Regions from separate parts of the Homo sapiens genome. Here region 1 is linked to region 2. The links are chromatin loops, found by intact Hi-C in ENCODE. Cell type or tissue: OCI-LY7. All regions are shown on one strand. Each heading gives the region's core, and the rest is flanking DNA. Links, peaks and the distances in the headings are about the cores only. Region 1 overlaps FAM184B (family with sequence similarity 184 member B). Region 2 has its middle 12 kb from the start of SNORA75B.

Evidence for each region. Peaks named below come from ENCODE experiments on the same cell type or tissue, not always from the same donor. Only the 100,000 strongest peaks of a DNase experiment are listed, where the experiment ranks them.
Region 1: a loop joins it to region 2, with 2.8 times the contacts of the local background. A loop is called at or near these places in 1 of 110 quality-filtered maps.

The regions. Positions count from the first base shown.
Region 1 is chr4:17,663,522-17,666,438 of GRCh38, reverse strand. It overlaps FAM184B (family with sequence similarity 184 member B), which reads left to right. Exons shown (of 18, transcript NM_015688.2): 8 at 1,780-1,877. Among named protein-coding and RNA genes, the nearest start is that of MED28, 50 kb to the right of the region's middle. In OCI-LY7, for the core only: a CTCF peak has its summit at 1,513; DNase peaks (open chromatin) are centred at 408 and 1,438; H3K4me3 peaks cover 1,487 bases; H3K27ac peaks cover 1,783 bases.
Region 2 is chr4:17,331,193-17,334,109 of GRCh38, reverse strand. No RefSeq gene overlaps it. Among named protein-coding and RNA genes, the nearest start is that of SNORA75B, 12 kb to the right of the region's middle. In OCI-LY7, for the core only: a CTCF peak has its summit at 1,403; no DNase peak of the experiment used is centred there.

The DNA of each region.
Region 1 (2,917 bases), core at 316-2,815, 330 kb before region 2:
TCAACTACTTGGGAAACTGAGACAGGAGAATTGCTTGAACTTGGGAGACAGAGGTTGCAGTGAGCTGAAATTGCGCCACTGCACATCAGCCTGGGTGACAGAGTGAGACTCCATCTCAAAAAAAAAAAAAAAAGAATTCCAGGGAATAAACTTGAGTGTTGAGTGTTCCTTAGGTACCTAATACTGTTCTAAGGACTTTACATTGTATCAGCTCATTTAATCCTCATGAAAACCTAAGTAATTTTCCCAAGGTCACATCGTTAATAAGTAAAAGATCTGGCATTTAAACACAGGTCGTCTGGTAGCAGAGCCTAAGCTTTAAGCCAGGGATGAGCTGCTGGTTGCAGTGAGTGAAGTGAGGGAGCAAAGAATGCAAATATCAGAGGGAAGAGGGAACAGCCAGTGCAAAGCCCTGAGCCAGGTGCATGCTTGTTGTTTGGAGGAGTAAAACCAAGAGTTTGGTTCTGCACATGTGGTAGTTTGAGAAGCAGGAGAGGAGGAGGCTTCAGCAGAGAAGACTAAGAAGCAGCAACTGGGGGGCGGGGGGAGGAGAAAGCCCAGGAATGAAGGCTGCACAAAGGAAGGAATCATCAATATTTCCAGTTCTGCTGGGAGTCCCCGTTAGTGCAGACCCAAGAATCGACCATTGGATTTGGCAATGTGGAGGTCTTCATTGGTCTTGACATTGATGGCCTTTTATAGATAATACAGTATGTGGAAAGGCAATAAAAGCAGTTTTGTTCCAGATCAAGGGTGGATGGGAGCCCAAGGCCCTACCCTCCAGCCTCAGCTCTGCCCCTTCCTACCCCTGAGACACCTCCCAGGATCCCTGGAACACAGTTTCACTACAGATATAAGCCAGCCCCTTTGTTTCACAGTTGATGAAACTCAGGTCCAAAAAAGGGAAGAAGCTGGCTCAAGGCCATACAACTAGTTAATGAAAAGCACAGGTTACAATTATCACTATTTCGTGAGACAAATCTGTTCCTACCCTGTCTTATACTGTTTTCATGGACAGTGTGGTTATGACAAATAGAAAAATCAAAATAACAAGGTCTTTTTCACCTGTGTATCTCTGTGGGAAGGAGAGAATGATAACATGAGCAAATTCAACTCAGAAAATATTCAGAAGCCTCATTGTTAACTAATCGTTCCCATATTCTTCTCCCATACCCCATTTCTGGTCATTCAGCAAGTTCCATGTTTTCTGATTCTACATAATGGGACACAGCAGACTACAAACTCTTAAACGGATATAATAGTAACACCATTCACTCACACTTACTGACCACTAGCCATGAGCCAGCATTGTTCTCAGGTCCTCACAACAGCCCCGTGCAGCAGGCTTAACAAGGAAACAAGGACCTCTCTCTGAGGGTTATGCATGGAACCATACCAGGAAGTGGTCAAGAGTTCAGTCCCCAGGGTCCTATTATCCGGTTGCATATTTCATTTCCACTCCTCCCTGATGGTGGCACCCTAGCCAGGTTACTTCCCCTCTTTATGCTTTAGTTTTGTCAGCAGTGTGAAATGCTTCATAGACTGAAAAACAGGATACAGGGCTCAGGGCTGGCATTAATCATAGTAAGCCAGGCACTGTTCTAGTCACGTCATCATCACAAGCCTTGGCATCCCCTGCAAGCAGGGCACCGATAGTGGGTTGCTGGGGGCTCCCTCTTCTCTGCTCTCTGATTTGAATAAGCCACAGGTTGAATCATGAAGCTGTACTTAAGCTCATCTTGCCTTTTTTTTTTTTTTCTTTTTCTTTTTTGGCCTTAGGATCCATGCTTGAAGCTGGATGAAACTTCGCCGAGAGGAGAGGAGTATCAAGATAAGTTAGCAGCTGAAGAAGGAACCAGCAGTGATGAAGAAGAAAGGTACAGGAGGACATGCAGACTTCTGAGTGCTCCATTGAATGAGGACTCAGATGTGGAAGGATTCATCCATTCATTCATTCTATCCTCAAGTATTTATCACTGCTCCTTGCAGCATGCTTGGGGAGGCAACAAGCATATCTTGTATGTCTTCAGCACAGCTATGGGCTTCACATAAACTGTGTTACTTAATTGTTACAACAACCCAGAGAAGCCATTTTTTAGCTTAAGAACCTGGAGCTCAAAGAAGTTAGCAAACCTTTCCAAGATTCAAACTTGCACTGGTCCAAAACCTCTGCCCCTATGTTTCCAAGTGTTCTTTAATTAGGGGGTATAAGGAAGCTTTGTGATCCTGAGGAAATCCCCACCTATACCACCTATGTCAGTCAGCTATTGCTGCTCTAACAAACACCCCCAAATATCAAAGATTTAGCTCATAGATGAGCTACCCTTATGATTGGCTCTATCAGGCTCTGCGGGTATATTAGGTCGTTTCCACACCGCTATAAAGAATCCCCCAAGACTGGGTAATTTATAAAGGAAAGAGGTTTAATTGACTCACAATTCTGCTTGGCTGGGGAGGTCTCAGGAAACTTACAATCATGCCAGAAGGGGAAGCAGGCATATCTTACATGGCGGCAGGTGAGAGAAAAGTGTGTAGAAGGAAATGACAAACACTTATAAAACCATCAGATTTCATGAAAACTCACTCACTATCACAAGAACAGCATGGGGGAAACGGCCCCCATGATCCAATCACCTCCCACAAAGTCCCACCCTCAACACGTGGGGATTATGGGGATTACAACTCAAGATGAGATTTGGGTGGGGGCAAAAAACCTAACCATATCAGCAGGACTTACATGAGCTTGACTCCTGGGTGAGGGTCAGGTGTTATTGCTCTGTCACAAACTACAGTTTGTGTGTGTGTGTGTGTGTGTGTGTGTGTTGTGAATGGGATTGTGTTCCTGATTTGGCTCTCAGCTTGAATGTTGCTGGTGTATAGGAATGTTAGTGATTTTTGCACATCAATTTTGTATCTT
Region 2 (2,917 bases), core at 260-2,759:
AGCAGAGTCTGAGGCAGGATGGAGGGAAATGGGGCAATGAGGTAGGGAGGGCTCCAGGCACCAAGAGCCCGGCATATCAAGGCAGGAATTGGGACCTTGCCTTTAGAGCAGTGAGAAATCATGAAAGTGCCTTGAAAACTACCAATTATTCTAGAAATGTGAATAAATGTGACTAACACTTTTTGCTGTATGCTGGACATTTGTACTTAGTAAAAGGAATTATTTGCAAGAAATATAATTTTGGCACTAGAAGGAAAATATGAATGCTTTGGTATTGCTAAAATTACTTTTTTGAGCCAGCCCGACATTAAATTTGAAAAGAAAAATATTTAAGAAGAATGACTGAAAATGAGCCCCATCTCCTGGTAGGAGAGAAAATGCGGGAAGGCTGACTAGCAGAATGGCAGTTGTGGTTCTGTTCAAATAGGACAGGGGCACCAGGACAGTGACTATCCCCAGGAGATCTCCAAGGAGATCAAAGCAAGGAGTAAGGTAGGGCCCCAGCCTGGAGAAGCACAGGGCCCTAGACAGGGCAACTGGACAGTTAGGAAGAGAGATTCAAGCTCAAGCCTCATCGTTGGGCTGGATCAAGGTGCCAGGCTGGGGTTGCTGGTCCCCAGTGATTACTTAGCCTCCTCTATGCAGATAGCAAGGCTTCCATTGTTTATGGACACGACTGTTCACCCACTTAGCCAGACTAGGGCACTAGAAATGAAGCGTTACTAAAACCTTCTCCCTTCTCTCTCACACCCTACCTCTTGTTGCTTGCGAAGTTTTGTTGATTTTACTTCTGTTCACTCATCCCCATTCCCTACTACACTGTGTGGTTCGGCACCTTTGGCTCTCATGTGGACATAGTTCTCTTCTCCTAGCTGGACCTCACTCCTCCAGTCACTCTATGGCTCCAATACATCCTCCATGTAGCAGCCGAAATGCCCTTTCTAAAACACCAGGAGTCTGTCTCTCCAGTTTATTCTTCACCCCATGGCTTCTGCCCTCTCTTTACTCCAAGCTCCCACCAGTACTCCCAATATAGCCTGTGACGCAGACACCACAGCCCACCTCATTCCCTGAGAGGCGTGCTCCTTTACACACCTGTGCCCATTACCCATTCTGTCGCCTCCGCCAAGACCTCAACTCATCTTCAGGACTGGCTCCAGTGTCTCGTTTTGCAGGAATTCTGTGCTCCATCAAAGCCACAGTCTATTTATGGGCCATTGCTCCCACTGGACAGTGGGTTACCAGGAGGGCAGGGGTCCCTTCATGACGTTATCCTTAGCATCCAGCCAAGCGCCTGACCTATGATGACGACTCAGTGAACAATGGATGAATAAAGGGTGTATATTTACTTTCTAACAGGGGCCTTTACAGTCCCAACTTTAACATATGACTGTGGTAGGATGTCAAGGTCTAAAGCACACTAGGGGGAGATCTCCCTCCACTCTCCTGGCATCATGCTTTCTAAATTGATTCTTCAGTGCTAGTGTACAGAACTGTGCTGTCCACTCTAGAAGCCACTGGCTGCACGTGGCTATGAAACCCTTGAAACATAGCCACTCTAAAATGTAGCTAATTCTTTAAGTGTAAGGTGTACCTCATTTTTTTTTTTTTTTTTTTTTTGAGACGAGTCTTGCTGTGTCTCCCAGGCTGGAGTGTAATGGCCTGTTGTCAGCTCACTGCAACTTCTACCTCCTGGGTTCAAGCGATTCTTGTGCCTCAGACTTTTGAGTAGCTGGGATTACAGGCATGTACCACCAAGCCTGGCTAATTTTTGTATTTTTAGTAGAGACGGGGTTTTGCTACTTTGGCCAGGCTGGTCTTGAACTTCTGACCTCGAGTGGTCTGCCCGCCTCAGCTTCCCAAAGTGCTGGGATTACAGGTGTGAGCCACCACGCCCAGCCAGGATGTACCTCACATTTTAAAGACTTAGTACAAAAGAAACAATGAAAATATCTCATGAATAATTTTTATATTGAGCTCACATTCAAATGATAATATTTTGGTATATTGGGTTAAATAAAATACATTATTAAAATTAACTTCACCTGTTTCTTTAGACTTTAAAAAGTATGACTGCTAGACAATTTAAAATTACCTGCGTGGCTTGCATTCTTCTATTCCTGTGGGACATCACTGTTACAGAGACTTCCCTTTCAAGAGCAAATATTTAAATTGTTACAATAACATTTTTTCCCACTAGTTATAAATGTTTTTGTTCATTGTAAAGCATTTTGAAAGTGTAATGATCAAAAATAGAAATCTTCAGTGGTAACATCTCTCTGAGATAGGCAGATACGCATTTTGGGGATATTTTCTTTCATTATCCTTTCATATAGAAAACAAAACTGCAATCACACTACATAGCCTCTTGAGCATGAAGCTTTTTCCACTTGCAATTGTATTGTAAATATTTCACCATGTTATTAAATATTGTTAGACAAAATGATTTTGATGGGTACAGAGCATTCTGGTAGAGGTTCAGTTTCAGGGTACCAAATGTCGTTCCTCTTCTCTGAGTTTTTGACCAGTGGAGTGTACACCTAGATATCAACAGCCAATGATGAATGAAGACTTGCTTTATTAAGTGATATTTGGGCAGGCTCCCAACAACCCATCTTTCATCACCTGGTGTGACATGCATTGGAGAACATAGCTTAGATCTGAATCTGAATCTTGAGGCCTTCATGGTGTGTGTGTGTGTGTGTGTGTGAGAGAGAGAGAGAGAGAAAGAAAGAGAGCGAGAGATAGTGAGTGAGAGCACACTATTTTGTAACTGGCCACATTAATGGGCACCATAGTTAAGGCCCCAGTGGGAAAAACCAACGTGATAGATGAGCCTCTGCCTTCAGCAGCCATGTCTTCCCAGGTGTGTCTACCACATGGCAGCTGCAAAGCTCAGGCAAGTTTTTTGTATCCA